2 separate regions of the Homo sapiens genome follow, and region 1 is linked to region 2. A link is a loop called in an ENCODE intact Hi-C map of the cell type or tissue named here. Cell type or tissue: Caco-2. All regions are shown on one strand. Links, peaks and the distances in the headings refer to the core of each region. The heading gives the core; the rest is flanking DNA. Region 1 has its middle 320 kb from the start of NAALADL2. Region 2 overlaps NAALADL2 (N-acetylated alpha-linked acidic dipeptidase like 2).

Region 1 (10,470 bases), core at 1,516-9,515, 420 kb after region 2:
TGCCATCCCTGTTTTGAGGAGCGTTTTAATTCTCCCCTTCTACCTCCATATGGCAAAAGGTACATAGTTGCGCAGTAGCTATTAAGATAAGAAAATCCTACTGAATCTTATATAGATAAATTTAAAAATACCTATCATTAGGAAAACTCACATGTAAAGTTCTTAGTCTCCAAGGCAACAGGTTGTCAAGAGTCACATTGTATCATTGGGAAAATGCTTTGTCCTAATGCAAATCAACTGCTTTTGTCCCAGTCCCTGGAAATCTGCATAGCTTTATTAAAGGAAAACAGAAGTCAAATAGGGCATGTTAGCATGAAGTGAGGTAAATTTATGCCCCATTGTAGAGACAATAAAAAACTATTAAAGTTCTTCTTGTCAACAAGCCAGCTTCTAATGTAGTGTGTAAAATTCGTAAGAAGTCTTCCGGCTAGTAGTATAGTTGACTGTTATAGCCTTCATAGCACAGTTTTGTTTTATCCCACTTGCTTTGAAAGTTTTTTAACAATTACCTTTAGTAACTTAAAGAGAAAACTTGGCACAGAGAATTTGTTAAAATGTACATTAAGGCTGCCTGCCAAAGTAATATTATAGAACAGGTGCTGTCAGAATGAGGAGGTGGAAGCAAAAGAAGGAAACCAACAGAGAGAATAAGCACAGGAAATGACCCCAAAACAAGGGAGTCTCTGCTGCATACAGTTACCACCACCTGGCCCAGCAAGAAGCTAGCCAGAAGCCAGCCCTTCACTGACGCCTAGCTCACAGATGTTTACACATCCTACTGGCAGACCTGGCCTCATCTGCTTTTTTTCCCCCTCTTACTAGAATAAATTCTATTTTGTGAACTTTTGGTTCAACACTTCCCAGTTCTATTACTTGCTTCTGCCACTTTTGTACTCCTCCATTAGTCTTTTTAATATTTGACCATTCTTACCCTGTATTTTAACTGATAGCAAGATAGATAAATGCCCATTGTTTCAAAACATCAGGCAGCTTTTTTTTTTTTTTTTTTTTTTTTTTTTTTCCAGAACTTCCTAATTCTCTCTTGGCAAAATGTTACAATTACCCTGTGGACAACAGGGCAATCATCAGTAACTCTGAGGTTGACAGATGCTCTATGTCTCTTGGCATCTTTGTTCATGTTTTCTTTATTGCTTGAATATTCTATATAGCTAGGTTTTTAATTTTTAAAGAAATTTTCATTTTGGAAAACAATGCTTTAAGTGACCTACCAAAATTATTGGATTTATTGAAACTATTAGTTTGTGATCCTTAGACCAATTTAAAAAAATGAGAGCTGATATACTATTCTGTGCCTTGGATGAGTATTGACGGTCCTTTCAGAATTTGATGTGGCCACAACAAAAATAAATTCGCAGAAATGTTCTACTGCTTTCAAGGACAAATCTGTCAGTAAGGTGACCATAAGATAGCACATTTTAAAGAAATAACGCCAGAAAGGCAGGTCATAAGTAAGTCTCTAGAATGAAGAACTTAACAAAGGCAAGAAAGACAGAATCCACACTGGGTTAAACTAAACCAAAAGTGTCCACACTATAAAATGATATATACTATTAAAATAAATAATTTTGTGATTTGTGAATTATAGTACCATAATTTTTAAAGGCTCCTCATTGAACAATTTATTATAAAACAAATCAAATTTATCTCCTTGGTACATTATCTTCTAATATATGATTAATTTAATGATAGCTATCATTTCATCTCTGTGTGTGTAAAAGAAAGCTTTTGTAATGTATTTGAGTATATATTTTCTAGAGTTAAATAAATATTGGACATACTGGTTATTGCTTTTGCTGAAAATTATTGTCTTTACTTAGTCTTAGTTTTATTCAATTCTTTAGTTTGTTTACATAGATTTTACTGACACATATTATTAGATTGTTTATTTGAAAAATTGCATTTTATGTTGATTTTCTTTGATGAAGACTGCAAACAAAAAGGTATCTAAGACAGATCTCAATAAATTTAGAAGTTTGTTTTGCCAAGGTTAAGGACATGGCTGTGACACAACCTCAAAAGGTCATGAGCCCAACGTAGTCAGGCTCCAGCTTGGTTTCATACATTTTAGGGAGACATAAGGCATCAATCAATGTATCTAAGATGTACATTGGTGCAGTCCATAAAGGCAGGACAACTCAAAATGGGCCCTTCCATGTCAAAGATGGATTCAAAGATTTCCTGATTGGTAATTGGTTGAAAGAGTTTATCCAAAGACCTGGAATCAATAGAAGGGAAGGTCTGGATTAAGATAAGGGGTTATAGAGACCAAGGTTTTTATTATGCAGATGAAGCCTCCAGGTAGCAGGCTTCAGAGAGAATAGATTGTAAATGCTTCTTATCCAACTTAAAAAAATGCCAGAATCTTAGTTAATTCTCTCCTCGTTCAGGAAAGACACCTAGAAAGGGAAGGTCTTTTTTCCTTTCCCCTTCTGTCCCATTAGGGACAGCTTTGCAGAGTCATTTCAAAATATGTCAAGTAAATTTATTTTGGGTAAAATACTTCAATTTCTTTTAGGACCAGCTGTCATGTTGGTATCTTATTGCTACAAAGAGTCTGCATTGTCAGTCTCGAGTTCTCTGCTTGAATGTTAAATGCTGGCCAGCTGTGCCTAAATTCCAAAACCTGGATAATATAATGAGGCAGGTCCAACCTCCACTTCCCATCCTGGCTGGAACTAATTTTTACGGTTAACTTAGGAATGCCGTGGGCCAACAGGAGGGGCCCATTCAATTGGCTGGGGACTTAGAATTTTATTTTTGGTTTACAAGACTCTCATTGTGAATCTAAAAGTAAAAAGGAGATGTGGAAAGGAATTTTGCCATTTGTGACAACTGATCAGTGATAAAAAGAGTATATAGTTATAAATAGTCAACCTCTGAGGGAGCCTCTGCTGGGGCAACCTATCAATTTTCTAGATGTCTACATTTAACTGTATCATTCCACACTATAAATACTAAGAGCCTCTGTGTAAAGTACTGCAATAGATCCTGGGGAATCAAGGAAATTAGACCAGGTTCTTGCTCACAAAGCTCTTATATTCTAGGAAATATATTCCATTTATATAGCTGTGAAAGAGGAAGAATAGGCTGCTTTCCTAGTTATTAAACATGGTCAGATGGCTCTGTGAGAATATCACCAGCCTGACTTTGTACAATATTATATGAATCTTTCCAGTTTAACTGCCACTGTACATGATTATATCTGAATTCTTAAATATGGCTTATGAGGACATTCACAATCTGTCCCTTTCTGCAAAATTTAATTATTCTTCCACATTCTACTGCCATATCACTCCCTGAGTAGCCATACCTAGCCTGGCTTAGGTGCCCACATCATTTCTCGTACTGTATTCCATGCTGTCGCTATTGTTCCACTTATCACACTATGTTGTACTTGTATGTTTTCCTGACTCTCACTAGACTTTAAACTCCTCAAGAGTAGGTACATATTCTTCGCAATCATGTCTTCAATGTAAACTACCTGGCACTTAATAGTGCTCAATAAATATTTGTTGAATGAATGAACTGCTTAAAACGCTATTTCAAAGAGAAATAGAATATTGTTAATTGGTCCATTCCATGATCTTTCAAGTCAACGGTAGCAAGCTAAATAATCACAAATGATAGCATGATCTATAATTAATTATACTGATTAAAATCTCTTACAGTATAATTATATGAAGATTTGCTTCCCTTTAATTTAATATCCATAATAAAAAACAATTGCTAGCAATTTCTAATTAGTTGTCTTTTTTCCAAATCCATATTAATTTAGGATTCAAACACCCTTGTGATACATTTCTACAATACATAGAATTGCTTAGCAAAGCATATGGCTCAGTGTAAGTCTTCAATAACATTAGTATGATGGCAGTAGTGTTGGTGGACTGGTTTATAGTGATGGCAACAATGAATGTGTATCATTGATATTACATATAAATCATATGACTTATTTATTCAAGATAAATTTAGACACTTGTTCAGTTCTTTCAAAATACAGGAAGAACTTTGCCATGTCTTATTTACAAGTAATATTGTTATTTGCATTATTGTTAAATTAAGCATAATAACAAACCATTGTATTGGGGAAGAGAATGTGAAATATTATTATAAAATTTTACAATGTTTTGTAATGGAAACAATTCCCCCAGGTGACAAAATATGTATGTAAACAATTGACATCTGGATGCTATTTTACAAAAACAGCAGTTACAGAGAGAAAGGGTTTTCATTTTCTCTAACACTTCAAACAGCTTTACAAATATTTATAAAAGGTCACCAATAGAGGGCTTACCTAGGGTTGAATAAAAGACGCCCTAAGACATCAAAAGCTATTTTGAACGTCCAGCTGGGAGATCTAAAACAGAGAGTAGCAAAGACAGTTTGTGACAAAGCTGACACACAGTATTCTAAAAGGAGTGAAATCAATTGTGACTTTTTTCATTTATTTGTAAATGCCTCTTTGGCAGTACACTCACTCAAAACGACAGTTGCTTCTTACAGAATAGGGGAGGTGATGGCAAAATAGAGGAATCTTGACAGTTGCTTTAATGAGATTCTGCATTAGGGCTATTCTAACACTTTCACCCAACAAGAAGGTTGCCCTTCATTTTCAATATCGTATCTCAGTAATTTGGAAAATGTTATCTCTATGAAAAACTAAACTAGCCAGTCCTGAATAGCCATGGCCCAGTTTATTTTCCCCTTATCTTTCAATCAGTAGAAAACATTCTAAATCAAGTATCTAAATAAATGTCAGCTGTTCAGACCAATTATCTGTTCTCAATAAGAATGCTGTTTTTATTAAAAACAGTAATATGGAGTGTCAGAACAACTCAAGACATACATACTAGAAACTCAGTATTTGCTTGAAACTATCTGGGAGTATACTTTAAGCTGCATTTTAAAAATGTTTTTATTTTTATATTTGATGTTCCTAAGGAATAGCAAATTGTTGGCAAGGTAAAATTTCATTAGTCTTTGTAATATGAGCAACTACAAACTATCACAATCTAAATATTGAATTCATTTTTTCATTCAATCGTTCTTTGATCAGATGTTAAGTGTTTGGTGCAACTGCAAATCAACTGCTGTAAACCTACTTCTTAAAGAAAGAAAAAAAAAGTAAATTATAATGTAGAGGGAAAATGCAATCCAATCCAGAGCCTAGCCCAGCACCTATCAGCTATAAGTCAACCAATAGGTATTTGTTGAACTGATAAACTCAACAAATTATATATGGCAATGTAACCCACAGCATTATGGGCATATACAGATCCCAGAGAAATGAACTAATAAGAGACACTGGAGGAATAATGAACTCTCTGGGTTCCAATTTCCTTATCTGTAAAGTAATATTTACTTTATAAGAGTGTCATGAGGATAAAATAAAAGTTGGGGCAGGAATAAATCACCTAGTACGGCTCCCGGTTCATAGCAAATTGTCAATAAATAGTAGCTATTATAAAGCTTTGCTTTAGCCAAAACAAATGATATTTCTCAAATACAATAACAAAATTACTAACAACAGTAGAATGAGGGAACCCTGTCTGTTAGGATAATACTATTAGCTTTGGTTCTGTCTCTTCCACTAAGAGCCACTTTGCAAATCAGTTTTTCTCACAAAAATGGGACTAATACTGTATTCCTATATTTACATAAAACTAGAACTCAGGTTGACCATAAAAGTCATCTGGGTACTTTAAGTACCCTACTGTCATACATTGTTGTAATAAGTACCATGAATATGGCAGTGAGCACCATTTCAGTCTGGCAAATTAACTGTGGTCTAAGATCTTGTGTTGGAAATTCTGCCCTGCTAGTCAATGGTTAATTTTCAGGTAATGTTCAGTAGAGCTCATAAACAAAACTGCTTGAGAAGCTAAATGTGTGCAGATTGATGAAGGTTTTTGTCTCTTTATTCTATTTTTAATTTACCTAGAGCAGTAGCTCTCAAACTTACATATTAAAATTACCAGAAGGATGTGTTTATTGCCAATAGCTATAGTGTAACTCCAGACCAGTTAAATCAATATATTTTTTAACATTCCTCAGATGATTCTAATGTGCAGCTAAGATTGAGAACCACTGGCCTAAAGTCTGATACAATTTTTCTCCAAAAAACACTGTCGGCTTCCCAAACAAATCACTTTTTTTCTCTTCTTTACAAGACCGATTCACCTTCCATGTCTTTTTTCTTTCCAAGCAACTCTGGAGAGGGTGACTGTATGCACAGGTTTAAGACGATCCTGATTAGACTCAAACATAATGGCGCCATTACTTTTGCCAGGGATTGATTTAGGGGTATATATGTTAGCCATAGCTAGCCAGTCAGATGGTAGGAAAGGTGTTCTTGGGGCTTCTAAGTTTTCCACCCTTCTGAAAAAATCCTTTGTTTCCTGTTGTTGTATACAGATGTGATGGCTAGGACTGCTCTGGACATCTTGGGAGCAGGGAGGAAGTTAGTCTAAGGCCAAAGCCAACATCGTGAGGATGGCAGAGAAGAATGATAGAAACAGAATCTGTGATAATGTCATTCAGCTGCTCAAATAATTTGCCCAATATCTGGAATTATGTAAAATAAATTCAGGTAACATCAAAGCATTTTGAATTTAAATAGCATTCCAAACAAATGAAAAAATGGACTAGATCCCAAGACTAACTTTAGGTTAAACATTTTTTTTGTTTATATTGTGAAATATTTATGAATTAAACCATCTGGTAAAAATGTGTTACTTTTCCTTAGATATTAAACAATGTCCTAGTTTTATTTAAATGGTTTCATAGCACATTTTACTAAGAAATATTGTGTAGTATGTACACAGACATAAGAAATGTAATAGTAGATTCTGCCCTTTAAATACTTTTTTGTAAGTACTAATTTGTTCCAATTTTTATATACACATAATGTGCAATATTAAAATATATTTTCTACCTCCCACATATATAAATATGTGCATTTGCTTTTTAAAAAATTATTGTCATGTTTATAAAGTAGAGAAAAATGAGTTTTTTAATATCCAACCACAACAATTGCATGACTTCCTAATAATCTTGTTTTTAATTGATTCTATAGATAGCTTGCATTTCTTGCCAGTTGTATGTCTTATTCTCAAATGTCAAGACTACAGTTTTGTTTCTGAAATGTCCTCTCTTTTCTTTAAGCAATACTTTCCTGGACCAGGAAATAATGAGGATACTTTGGAATGATGCTTTATTGTCAACTACACAGTTGGAATGAGATTAATCAGAATTTTGCTGTAAGATCTATTATGGAGCTTTAAGTGACATACACTGTAATCGCTATGCTCCAATTAGACACTTTAAATCTGTGGGTTTTTTTTTTTTTTTCCAACTAATTTCCTTTGTGTTGCTTCTTCCTCTCTCCACCTCCTCTGTGGTTCCTGTATTGTTTATTTAACAATAAGAATAATTTCAGAAATATTCACCAGCATTTTTGTGGAGAAGAAGACTAGACTACCCTTGCTGGATGGGATTTGTTAGGTGAGTCAGAGAGCAACATGTATTAGGAGCTGTAGCTTTTGAGAGCCAATAGAGATTAACAGAGAAGAGAAAACAGGAGTTGAGGCTGATAAGAGGGCTCAATGGTATGATCTCTTTTCCTATGTTAGGAATAATGCTCAAAATTCCCAAGGAAATTGAACACTCGAACAAAGGATTCTTAGCAAACAATTTTACTTCTATGCAGAGGGGTGCCTCCTTGGCCAGTCGCCATGAGAGCACACCTGAACAAGGGGGCACGAGAGCCTTTATTCCTGACGCAAGTCCTGCCCCTGTACCCCTTCCCCATTGGCTGGGGTTGGGTCATACAACCTAAACTAATCCCGGTTGGCTAAACATTTGCTTTTTTTAGATAAGGTGGGCACGTAAAAGAAAGTGGAGAGGAAAGGGTAAGGGGTGTCTGTAATGAGCTAGAAAGTTAGTCCTCTTTCCAAATAAGGAAAGGAATGTGAGCTGGTACTGATTATACCTGGTACTGTGGCATGCCTGGCATCTAACAAAGGCAAAAAGGAGAAAAGGAGAAAAGGAGGGGGGTACTATGAATTAAAGAATAAAAGATTGATCAGGTTATTTAAAGAGAAACCTCATCATATCCCACAGCCATGACCCTCCAAATCCTCAATAAATATATAACTTAATGTGATAGATTTCCTGCAAAAGTCAACAGGGGATACAGTTTGGTGAAGTTGAGAAGTGAGTAGAAAGGCTGAAGCTAAGAACGTTCAGTAAAGAAAAGGATGCTGAAAAAAAGAAACGTGGAAATTCTTAGAGCACATTCCATCCAGAATAGATCAGGTAGTGAAACAGGGGCTCAACCGAATTTTCCTTCAGTGTAGCTTGGGAAACCAGTTATATTTTTTTCTCCCTCACTATTCTATAAGCACCCAAGAACAGTACTCTTTGAACAGTACTCTGAGTTCCATATAGGATTCAATGATTAAATTTGACTCCAGTAGGACAGTTCCTCCTAAAAGGGCCTTTGTCCCTCTTACTCCTAAATTTAGGCAATTTCCATACCCTCCCCCTTTCCTTCTCTACTCAAATATTTATAAGACTGACCTCTCAATAGTGATAAGAACTTGGCAGAGCTAGAAATCTCATGGCCTGAGTTTGGTTTGGCATCATCTCCTTATTTCGGGATCACTTACTGCTTTTATGTTATAGTAATGGATCTTCACACTCTAAAAAAATAGTTACAGGTGCTCATGTCTGTCTCAGTCCTCCTCACCCAAGGACAGGGATCTGACTTCATCTCTACATCCCTTCCCCTTCTCCTTCCCCCAGAAACTGAAAAGGACCTTCACAAAGTAGAGACTTAATAAATGTCTGATGCATTGAACACAATTATAAATGAAGTACCTATTTTTTGCTCTGTTTATATTTATACTAAAACTGTACTTGCAATGATTTCATCTACCTTTTGGAGCATCAAAGTACAATCACTGGGGTCAGATATTTTATTTCATTAGTCTAAATCAATACTGATTTAAATAAATCTAGGAATTTTTATGAGGACTTTAATATTTTGAAATGTATTTCTACAGACAAGTCCTTATTTCTTGTAAATCTCATTTTGTTCACAGAAATATGAGATGTCTTATGAACCACTGGTATTTCTATTGTAAATATTAAGGAATGTTGCATTACAATGCAGACAGGTAATCCGTAGGCCCAGCAGAGAAATAATGATTAACACACACTAGAGGGAGTATACATTTTAATAGACTCACTCATAAAATCCATGTTTCAAATGTTACAAAACAGAATCGAGTTTACCAAAAAGCAAATAAATCATCTTACTTTGGGGTTTCTTCTTTCATTTCTGATTTTTAAATAATAAACATCATTTCCCCAGAGCAGGTAAACTACACTTACCTGTAAATGAATGATAGAAAGTTCGAAAATCCTCACAAAAGATTGACTCTCAGTGAACTTTGCTCCTGATAAATTCTACCCACAATGTTTATTCAAATTTAGTTTTAAAAAGAGAAAGCAGACTTTGGAGAGATGGCCTTTACGTGGATTTTATTTGCTGATGATAATGATGATGCACAGTGCCTCTTCACAAGATTACATGAGTTAAAAGGTAATCCCACTATCACTCTTGCACCGATGAGTGCTCTACTTGAGTGCTGATCTCAATTTTTGACTCCAAGCTAAGACAGAACCAAAAGAATAAAAAAAAAAATGCAGAGCCATGGAAATAATGACTAAAAGGACTAAAAATGAGCAAATGTGAAAGAAAATGTGATAAAAGTTGATTAAAAATAAAAGAAATAGAAACATACACCATGCATAGAAACACGGGGCCAAATAAATGAAAATGTCAGTATCAATAACTAGGCTTTTTAATTACACTAAATTTGGGCTAACTAGATGATGTTCATTATAGCTTGTATATTTGTCCTAATGCTTTAAGACTGTATTTGTCTTCTTCAGAAGTCATATGAACTGTAGGTCAGTGTGCTTTACCTCAATAAATTGCTTCAACAAATTTGTTCATAGTTTCACAAAATAAACTGATCATACAAGAGATGAATTATTGTTCCTTTCAATATTTTAAGTCACACTTCCTACTTTCTGTGTGTGTAGGTTTTTCGTTTTGTTTTGAGATGGAGTCTCCTTTGTCACCCAGTGATATAGTTTGGCTGTGTCCCCACCCATATCTCAACTTGAATTCCCACGTGTTGTGGGAGGGACCCGGTGGGGGGTAAGTATTCACCCATTCAGTGGGTGAATAAGTCTCATGAGATCTGATGGTTTTAAAATTGGGAGTTTCCCTACACAAGCTCTCTTCTCTTATCTGCTGCCATATGAGACATGCCTTTCACCTTCTGCTGTGATTGTGAGGCCTCCCCAGCCAGGTGGAACTGTAAGTCCAATAAACCTCTTTCTTTTGTAAATTGCCCAGTCTCGAGTATGTCTTTA
Region 2 (10,470 bases), core at 948-8,947:
CAGTGACACACAGCAAATTTTTTTGTGTTTGTATACTAAAATGCATACTTATGAAACTGAAACACATGGTAACCTAGAGCATTTGATTTTATTCTTTTAAAAGGCAAGTCCTTCTATCTAGATTAGTTGGAAGTACTTATAATACCCTGCACTGGTTTTCAGAAAATCCATTAAGTATTTTAGAAAAAGTAGCTTTTGGAATAAAATAGTGTTTTATTTCTCAATACCATCAAAGATTTTGTTTCCAAACTTCTGCCTATACACAGGCTATTATATTATCCCAAAAAAGCTATCGATATCTAGATGAAGGGGTAAAGCAGAGAACACATTCTATTGGCACATTTTCTTATAATTAGATAGTCCCAGATTATTAGTAGGGTAATAATTCTAGATAAACACTCAAATCTCAATTGCTTCTTATTCATAGTAAGTCCAAGATGAATGTTCTTGATTAAAGAGCAGCTTTTTCTCCAAATGGTGATTGACATTCCATCGCCAGAACTCAGTCATATGATCACACTTAATACCAGGAAAACTGGAAACTATATTCTAGAAAGTGTTTCCAGAAAAAGGACAGAGTTGTTTATCAACTATGATATTTTCTATACTAATTCTGACATACCCAATAATAGAGCTAAAAAGAACTTCAACAATCTTCTAAGCACCTAATTTTATAGATGAGGATGATGATGACTGGAATAGTTTAGCACCTTATTAAAGTCAACAATAAGGTTAATGTAGAATCTAGACTTTACCACTTATTGCCTGATAGTAAGGCCAGTTCATGCCATTTCTAATAGACCTTGTTAAAACAGCTTCTGCTACTCCAAAGCATTAACTACGGGGTCTGCAGCCAACTTTGCCCCCACAAGACTCCCATCATCATATCTGCAGACCTAAAGTCTATTGCCAGCTGGCCAGGAAACTCACTTAGAGTGAACAGGACCTTTAAGGGACAATTAACTTTAAGAATTCGATACTTTCATATAAGATAAGGACAAATCTTGTCAAAAGCAATGGATGTCAACTCATAAATAAAATAGCACAAGATACTGCTAACAAATCTAAGTGATTGCCTTGCGTATTAAAATGACATAATCTAACTAGAAGATGAGTGCTTAAGCCTGTATTCAGTTAAGTCACTTGGATAAAAGGCATTACTTTGGGCATGTGATAACCGAAATTTAGACTCTTCATTCTCAATGCTTATGCAACCTTACTTTGCCTAGAGATAAGAAATTACTATTTCCCATGCAATAGATACACTTCCAGAAAAACATGTTAATCTTTGCAATTTCTTTGCTTTTCCCAGATCATCATTTAATGAACACATTCACTGTGCATACTTTAGAATCTTTCCCAGGGACCTCACTGATTCCCCTATGTATTGTGCTCAGCAATCTTGTTAAATTTTGTGAACTCACCGCACTAGTGCCCCTCTGTGATATAACTCCTCAGAACAATCACCAATTGTATGTTTCCAGAGCCTGTGGGCAGCAGGCAGCACAATGGCACAAAGTATCTGTTTTGCCAACAAAATAATAATCTCCAAGATTAGGGTCTATTTTTACTTGATTTTAAGGTATGAACAATTCCTATTTTCAGGTTGCCTATACTCTGACATAGCCCCGTGAATAGTTATCCAACAGTTTACCAGTAACATCATGTCAGCTGAGTCCCTAAGAGTGCCAAACAAACATATGCTACCGCAAAAGCAGTTGAAAATTGGCCTGGTTTTTACAAACTAAAACTTGCAGCATTCTAATGTCTCTAAGTACACTACCATAAAACAATGTTTAAGGAACTGTTGTCACAGTTACTCTCAAAGCAGATGTCCACCAAATTCATTTCACAATTTCCTGAATTAGACTTCTCCAGCATCAAAACACCAATAGAAAACTGTTGCGTTAAACTTCAAGAGAACATGCCAACACTTCGGAAATAATTACTTTTTGAATGATAGTTATTACATAAACAATTGATTGCACTGCTAAGTGCTTATAAATGCCTCATAAAACAAACCTAATATAAGCAATCATATTATCTACAAGCAACAACAGATATAATTAAATTTCTTATGACTGTACAAGACAGTCTTTTCCAACTTCGCACTGATTGAATGTAAGCAGTCTAAATATAGAAAGAATTCATCAAGAATTAAAATTTATCACAAATTCAACAAATGTATTAACCTATTTGTAATGTAAGAAGAAAAAATGAAACCAATGTTATGCAAATGTGGCAGTTTTGCTATTTCAACTACATAACTCTCCTTGTGCTGGCACTTGTTTCACGTAGAAGATTCACAAAGAAAAACTAAAACAGAGATTTGAACTGCACGTGTAATCAGTTATTGAATCACTCCACTTAAAATTCAATTTCAATAACTATTGGAGTAATAGAGTATAAACCCTTGGGGATGGATAAAAGTGGTGATGTAACAAACACTGGACTCTCTGGGGAAACAGATGTTATCTTATTATCTGTGCTTCCCATTCCTGACACTTTGGACCACCTACCTGATCTTTTTTCCACTTGGAGACAAAGCCACTCTTTCAATATCTTCATTTACTTATTCAATAAATAGCTATTGGGCATCTAATATAGTCTAAGCATGCTATTACATTTTAGGAATACAAATAGAAATATGGTAAGTTCCCTGCCATATTATATATATAATTGATTATTTATATATATAAATTGATTAGGCAAAGATAGACTTGTAAATAAGTAATTATAATAAAGGAATAAAGAAACTGAAAAAAAAAAAGTCTGGATATTGTTCAATGCTTAAACAGAAAGCAAGCTGTCAGTTCCTTCCGGAGGGGAGGATGGACTATGTTATGGTGAAAGGTTACATGGAAGAGGCGATGCATAGGATGAGTATGTGTTTTTTATCTGTCAGAGAAAGAAAAGATGTCCCAGAGAAAGGAAACTACATTAACAAACTACATTGGCAATGGGGAAAAATGAGTTTGCCAAGGATGATGCAGAGTTTGCAAGTTGAGGCAGGAATTAATTAGACAAAAATGGAATCCTGGTCTTCCTGTTTAGCTCATCCTTCCCCTCTGATCTAATTTAGACACACTGAGCCTCAAAGCTTCTTTATTCAATTCATTGAACTATCTTATTCTCTTGAAAACAGCCAGTAGAATGAACTATGAATCTGTCATCTCTGAGAGTTAATATGCTATTCATTTAAAGATTCTATTCCAAGCCTAAAAATAAATCAAAGAGGCAAATATTACACTGGTCAATGGAATGTTTCTTGGAATGAAATCAACAACTACAAAAAAAAAAAAATTCTCCTACCACAGTTTAAAACTTTTTCTATTGGGTCTTCCTTCTCAGCCTCTAGAAGCTATCCGGGATATACCCCCACAGCTTAGGTTGCTTTGGAATTGTATAACCAGCTCTTTTTAAGTATTAATAACAAAAATACTACTCAAAATCCAATCTAATCAAAATCAAAACAGGTATCTCATATCTCACAAATGATAACAAGCTTGTCACCTTTCTGTAGTTCAGGCCTGGCCTAGGCTAACTAGCCTGCAGTGAGGAAGAGGGGCTTGATTTGTTGTTTTACTCCTATTCTCCTTTCTTCCTTCTGACTCATTGTGCTGTCTCCCCTTCTTGCAGTAGGGAGGTGAGAAAAAGAATGAGGAAAGGCAGATGCAGTTCTCTCCTGGCTATCAAGGAAGTCTCGGGATTGCTTTAGAGCCCTGTTAGTATGCCCAGATGCTTAGAATGAGGAAAAGATGCTTGTCGCCTTTTGTTATCAGTTCTGGGGCCTAAACTGACTCTATCAGGGAACAAAAAAAATAAGCATCCCTTGTAGCTTGTATGTACCATAACAGAACAGGGAGACCCACAGCAGAGTGACTGAAGCTACAGACAGAAGGAAAGTAAAAGCGGTGAGTACTGATAGAGAAAGCTACATCCCTGAAAAGGAGGAGAATGGCTTGTGTCAAGGAAAAAAAGGTTTAAGTTCTCTTTCATCATTTCCTTCAGTTATAGAGACTTTCTGCAAAATACTGTTCTGTTTCTCCTTTGTAATCCTCATTAGAAACTACTTCTGTTATGCACCTATGCCTGCTGACGCTCCTCTCATCCCACATTCTTGTTACAATCTCCAGTGCAAAAGGACCTCCACTCCATCATCTTGATCTAACTTCACTGTGTCTCCCCATTCCACCCTTCTCCAGAACTGGCAGGCCCAAAGAAGTGTTTTTAGATCCTCCAAGAGATAGAGTCAGCTAGTCCATTTATCTATGGATTATACATAAAGCCTAATGGCTAATATTAATTGAGTACTTATATGTGGCAGGCAATTTGTTATGTGATTTACAGGAGTTTTTAACTTTATCTCACTAAACCCTATATAATATATGTACTTTTATTTTTATTATTTTATAGGAGATAAAAGTGAGGCCCATAGGGGCTAAATAAATTGCCCATGTCCAACGATGAAAGAAGCAGAACCTAGAAAGTCTACAGGACTCTGCCTCTCATAGATAAATATTTGTTTCATCCAATGACAATATTCCTTTATCTTTTTTAGACATCATTCTGCCAAATAAAAACCAAATTGTCAACATCACCTATTATGCTTACTTTAGTGAGTCCATAAGAGACTACAAGATTACCATGACAAAATTACTTCTAATCGTGGAAAGAAAATGAGATCTGCAAATTTATCCTAGTTATTTCCTGGCTGTTGAGTGCTGTCTATCCAGTTGTGATCTTCTGCAACTGACTTCATGTGACTCCCTTTAAACTGCTAAGAGGTTTGAAGAAAGTGATCCCAGCAGGGTTTAGAAATTAACAACCTAGTGTTTTTGTTTTCCATATCATATTTTGTGAATATCATCACTGGGCAATAATCTCCAAGAAACTGATTGACTTAAGTGAAATTACAAAAGAGAGTATTTAAACCAATCCAATAAGATTGGCACCAACACCCGGAATAACTGGAACAAATCACAAGTTTTCAAAGTGTGGTTTCTTAAACAGTATCACTAGTGTCATCTGGGAAAACTTCTGAGCAATCCAAATTCAGGGGCCCCACCCCAGCGAGGCCTAATAAATCAGACACTCTGTTGGTAGAGCCTGATCATCTGTCTTTTAAAAAGTCCTGCAGGTGATTCTAATCTTCACTAAAGTTATAAAAACACTGTACAAAACAAATGAACTATTACCTATGGGGGCAATCTGCTGCAGAAGCCAGTAGCCTCAGGCTCTGATATCTCTATTTGTCTTTAGTTAACTTTAATACTATTTAATCCTTTGTCTACATACCACTCCCTCTAGCAAAGATATGTATGAGTCACCAGACAAGCATTGTTCTGCCAGTGTCTCTATTTGAGAGGTATCATCATTTGTGATAATCTTTAAGTAAATTCCTGATCCTTATTAGCTGATCATTAAGTAAATTCTTCTTAGATCCTAAAACCTTTCACTGCTTTCCAAAATTTAAGGAAAAACTTGAAGAGAATATCCAAACAGGTATTTGTTGTTTTAAAACACTGAGATGCCCTGAGGAACCCCAGAAAATCAGTCTGTGAAACTTCTCTGAACTTATTTTATTTTGCACTGAATGTGAAAGAAATTGTTTTTAAAATAACTATGGAAATTGGTAGAATCTCCTGATATGGTACACTTGCCAACTTTGAAAATGCGTCGTGAATTATATTTGTAGTTGTATTTCAAGAAAAGTTTATGTATAAGTAGAAGACGATGCCGTAACTGATGGCCTGTGGAGGCCGTAATTTTTCATTGTACCATTTTCATTACTTGGATAGCCATTTCAATCTTTCTTGGAGTAAGAGAAAATGTTTTCAATTACGTTTCCTAAAGGTAATGAATTTTACTCTGAATTACATTTTAGATTCATGAAGCATTTTTATAAGGAGACTTTAAAAAATAATATATTGTTGTTAACGGATGTAGAAATTTCAGAAATCTACACTAACCACAATTAAAACTGCAAATTAAGTGAATTATCCAGAAGATGCATGCCCTAGCTCTTAAGTTAGAGAAGCTTTAATTACATGTATGAATGTTTTATGAACTTCTCTTACAAGGTCTTTTAGCCAGCATAGGTTCCCCTGACAGAAGAATAACAGCAAACCTCTCAGGTCATCGAATGTTCCCATTCCCATTTGACTAGGCTACTCTCCATGTTCACATTATTTAACATTCTCTATCGTGTTGTTGGATCTGCATTTTAATGGTCCTTAAATTCCATTCAGAAGATTGTTTACTGAGTATACCAAATTATATCCCATTGCACCAAAAGAACAAAAATACCAGCAAATATGTCTCACTGTAAACACATACAATATACTCTTTTATCTAACTTTGGCCAAAGTGTTAGCATCCAAATGGCTCTACCTCCTCAACTATTTTATTCTTTTTCATAGGATATCCTGAGGTTTATTTCCCTGTATTATCTAAATGTATCTAAGTCTCACTGTCAGTCTACAAAATTGAGTTTTGTCAATCACAGTATAATGCACCCTCAATGCAGTACAGTTTTCATTTAATAACTTAATTTTTATGCAAATTTAACCTTTAATGGAGCTACAAACAGTTGCATTCAAGTTACATCTGCATAACATTTCTCAGATGGTTTAAATGTAAAAGGGGTGGAATTTTTTTAGAAATTAAAATACCCCAAACATTTGATGCCAGGCTCAGTAAAATTCTCCAGTGAGCTTATTGATTTGTTTTGTCAGTATTCAAGTTGCCTGATTAGGGCAGTGGGCTTGATCCCCTTCAGTGGATGTGCCAGAAGGAATATTGCAAATAGGGCCATCACTAATGGGGTCAAATCCCCAGGTAGAACATGCCAAAGTCGTATCTAAATAGACTCCAAGGAACGGTGGCATTAAAATGTACCTGGAAGTTTTTCTGTTAAACACATTATATTAGAGAGTAAAAGGCTTACTTATTTAGCTTCAAGTGCCTTAACTTCCCTGAAATCTAGCCACTGAGGACAGAGAACGGAGTGTATGTCATGTGTGTTTCTGTATGTGTTTGGTTTTAGATGAGAAAAAAAAACAATTAAAAAGTGATTAATTCCATGAGAAACAATAGAAATATGGAGTAGTCACGCACCTCCTTTCTTGCTGTTCTGGGAGTCATGTGGTAACCTGCTCCGGGGAAAAGCTTGCAACAGAGTGTGGCACACAGTAGGCACTTGATAAATGTTTCCTGAATTATATGAATGTCTAGTCAGCCACAGCCCAAGGGAATAGACACCGTGCATCAACTATCTGTGTATATATTCATGGCTGCATCCTCCCACTCTACCTACCCAGCCAAATTTATTGTTATTGTTTCATATTATACAAAGGAGGCAACAATGACTTCCATCAAAATATCTGTAAGGGGACACCATGAAAACACATCTTAAATATCCACCTCCTGAGATTTATTTGAACTCCATAAGAGCAGGGATTTTGTTTTGTTTACTGGTGTAGTCTAGTGCCTAGGACTATGCCTGACACGTAGTAGGTATTTAATAATGATTTACTGGAAGGAAGGGGAAAGAGGAGGGGAGGGGAGGGGAGGGGAGGGGAGGGGAGGGGAGGGGAGGGGAGGGGAGGCAAGAAAGATTGGGTCCTAAGTAACCTGGTTTTTGCTTCCTGAATAAAATGGTTTTAACCAGGAGCCCATGTAGCAAAGCAGTTGAGGTTATAAGTTCTGAAACAAGACCTCATTTTAAACTTGCCTTTTATGCTTATTAATCATATGACTTGGGCACATTTCTAGACCTTCCTGTGTCTCAATTTCTTCTTCTGTAAACCTGGGATTCTTATAATAATAGTAACTTCCCACAGGGTTGTTGTAAGGATTAAATGTGAAAATATATTTAGCAGCCCTCAAAGAATATTGCCTCCTACCATTATCCCATCACTAATTTCCCCTAAGGAGATAGCTCATTTCTAATATGATGTATAATCTACCATCCTCACTGGGACACTACTGAGAGTGAAAGAGGAGGGCACTAAAATGATCAAAAATATTCATTTGACCTACAAGTGTAAATGCAGGGACAGTACCCAGCAATCAGTGACATATGGTTGCCCTACTCATCATCCAAACCTAATGTCATGCAGGCTTCCTTATACCCAGATATAAATCCATCTTTAGTACAGACTGTTATCACTTTTAAAAGCAACACCATAGACTCCAATTTAGTACATTAATTTCCATGGGTTACAAACACAACCACGTCAGCAACCTCCTTACGTGTCTTCCCATTACCATGTTTCAGTCCAATATTCCCCTCTATTATCTGTGCCTGTCTGCCTTCCTCAATAGACTGAGGTCATGGTCCATTTTCTAGTAGTGTGTGGCTCAGAGTAAAAGCAATCACAATAGATGTGCCTACTGAACTCAATATTTAGGACCAAACACCCCTGGCTTTCTTCTTTATTCAATTATCTCTGAGGTTATAGGAAAATTGCTATCACAGGCAAATCCTGTCTAAAGTGGGGAAAATAAGCAATTGATTTGAGCTGCAGTCTGAGAATTATATAATTAGGCCAGAATGCTTAATGTTAAAAGAGTCACGAAGGGGAACAGAGATTCATCTGTGAGACAAATATGTATTGGATATTTACTAAGTGCTGAGTGCTGAAGATTAAAATATAAGACAACCTACTTTAAGTGTCATAGAGAAAATTAGTGCAATGTAATATGATAAGAACTATGTTAGAAAGATGAACAGATTACCATAGTGGTATCACAAATTAGGATCTGACGGGTCTGGAGATTTAGTTGTACCAAAGATGTAGTATGTAGCAAATAAAATTTTACAGAACAAGTGTTTGATCTTTGGCCTTGGAAATGAATAAGAGTTTGCCTAATGAATTAGACAGGGGAAGGCAACAGAGATAAGAGAAAAAGCATGTTCAGAGGCATAGAGTAACACAAAATTATCTTAGGTTTAGAAAACTGAAGAGCTTGGTATGCTTGGAATAAAGGGTTTGATATAGGGGAATAATAACAGACCAAGGCTATAAATCAATGTTGAATAATACAGGACATCACTAGTGGTTTTAAGGAAAGAGAAATTATGGCAGTAAGAACAGAGTGGGGGTAATAATAGAAAAATAACATTTAACCAGCAAGTATTTGTAAAATATTTTGAAGTATTTTGCTAGACATATTGCAGGAAGGATGATGCAACACAAAGTTATATTGATTACAACATTTAAAGTTGAAGGCGTCTATCGACAAGTAAAAAGAATATAAAAGCACTTAGGCACAACTTTTGTTTTATTACCTGAACTCTTTATATTAACTTTACCTAAACATATATTGCCTCACCATCTACTATCAATTAAAATTAAAAAGATTTAGAGAAAGAAGGGAAGGAGAACACAGATTAGGATCAGCATAAAATACCCTTTCAAGCATAACCTCTCTATACTTTGGAGATAATAAATTCACTCCGCCTATTTTCTCTTTTTTTGATCATTTTAGTTGAGTCGTATCTGTCAGCATATTTGTTCATAATGTGAGCTTGCAGGTTCTTTCTTACCATATCATTTAGAAGGCTGTCCCTAGTTTGCTGTTCTAATGGAAAAAGCTAACGATTTATTCTTGCCTCCTGAGAATTACATTCACGTCTCAACTTAACATGACTCATGAAGGTATTTTTGCTACATTTACATCCCAACTTAACATGACTCATGAAGGTATTATTCCAAATATGAAGTATGGAATACTTTCTAACTAAAATAGGGTTGTATAGGTCTTCATTGCAGGAAATGATGTAATTTGAAATTTTAAGCATTATTCTCTTTTTATGTAAAATTATTTTTCTTTATTACAGAAATAGAAATGTGAAAAATACAGATTGGCATGTTTGCTAATGACACCAGCACATCCTTCTGTCCTTTATCTTTTTCTCTGTCCTTCCATCCTTTATCTAAAGAGACAAGTAGAGAGGAAAAGAGATAAATAGCTAGATACATAGATGAATAAAGAGATAGATATAAACATACAAATGTTAATAGCTATTTGATTCAAATGAAATTAAATTACAAATTATTTTGTAAGCTCCTTAATTTTCAGTTTGACCATATTTCTATTTTATTATTTTTGTAAAATGCTACTTTTATGATGCTAAGTATGTCATATTACAAATATGAATTGTTTGACTAGCCTTTTATAGTGGCATGCTAAAATTGTTTCAAATTATTGACAATTAAAACAAAGTTGTGCACAACCTTACTATTTGGGGGAATAATTTTCTAGGATGACTATTTTAAAAAAAGGCTTTGAACTCTTCAAGAACACCATATATAGTTCAAAAACATTTCAAAAGTATCAAAGCCCAGATTTAAAAAGGATCCTAGCTTTTTTAGAAAAATAGTGCTCACTTGATTATCAACTCATTGTTTTTTGGCTATGACACAAAATCTACTGTGATGAATAGAATCATGTATATGTATG

The links. Hi-C counts contacts between places; a loop is a spot of excess contacts. Peaks named below come from ENCODE experiments on the same cell type or tissue, not always from the same donor. Only the 100,000 strongest peaks of a DNase experiment are listed, where the experiment ranks them.
Region 1: a loop joins it to region 2, with 2.6 times the contacts of the local background. A loop is called at or near these places in 2 of 110 quality-filtered maps.

What each region holds. Positions count from the first base shown.
Region 1 is chr3:174,530,529-174,540,998 of GRCh38, reverse strand. It overlaps a transcript of NAALADL2 not described here. Among named protein-coding and RNA genes, the nearest start is that of NAALADL2, 320 kb to the left of the region's middle. RefSeq lists enhancers at 40-554, 1,900-2,847. In Caco-2, for the core only: no CTCF peak of the experiment used is centred there; no DNase peak of the experiment used is centred there.
Region 2 is chr3:174,950,435-174,960,904 of GRCh38, reverse strand. All of the region lies in intron 1 of NAALADL2 (N-acetylated alpha-linked acidic dipeptidase like 2), which reads right to left. Among named protein-coding and RNA genes, the nearest start is that of NAALADL2, 96 kb to the right of the region's middle. In Caco-2, for the core only: no CTCF peak of the experiment used is centred there; a DNase peak (open chromatin) is centred at 5,124.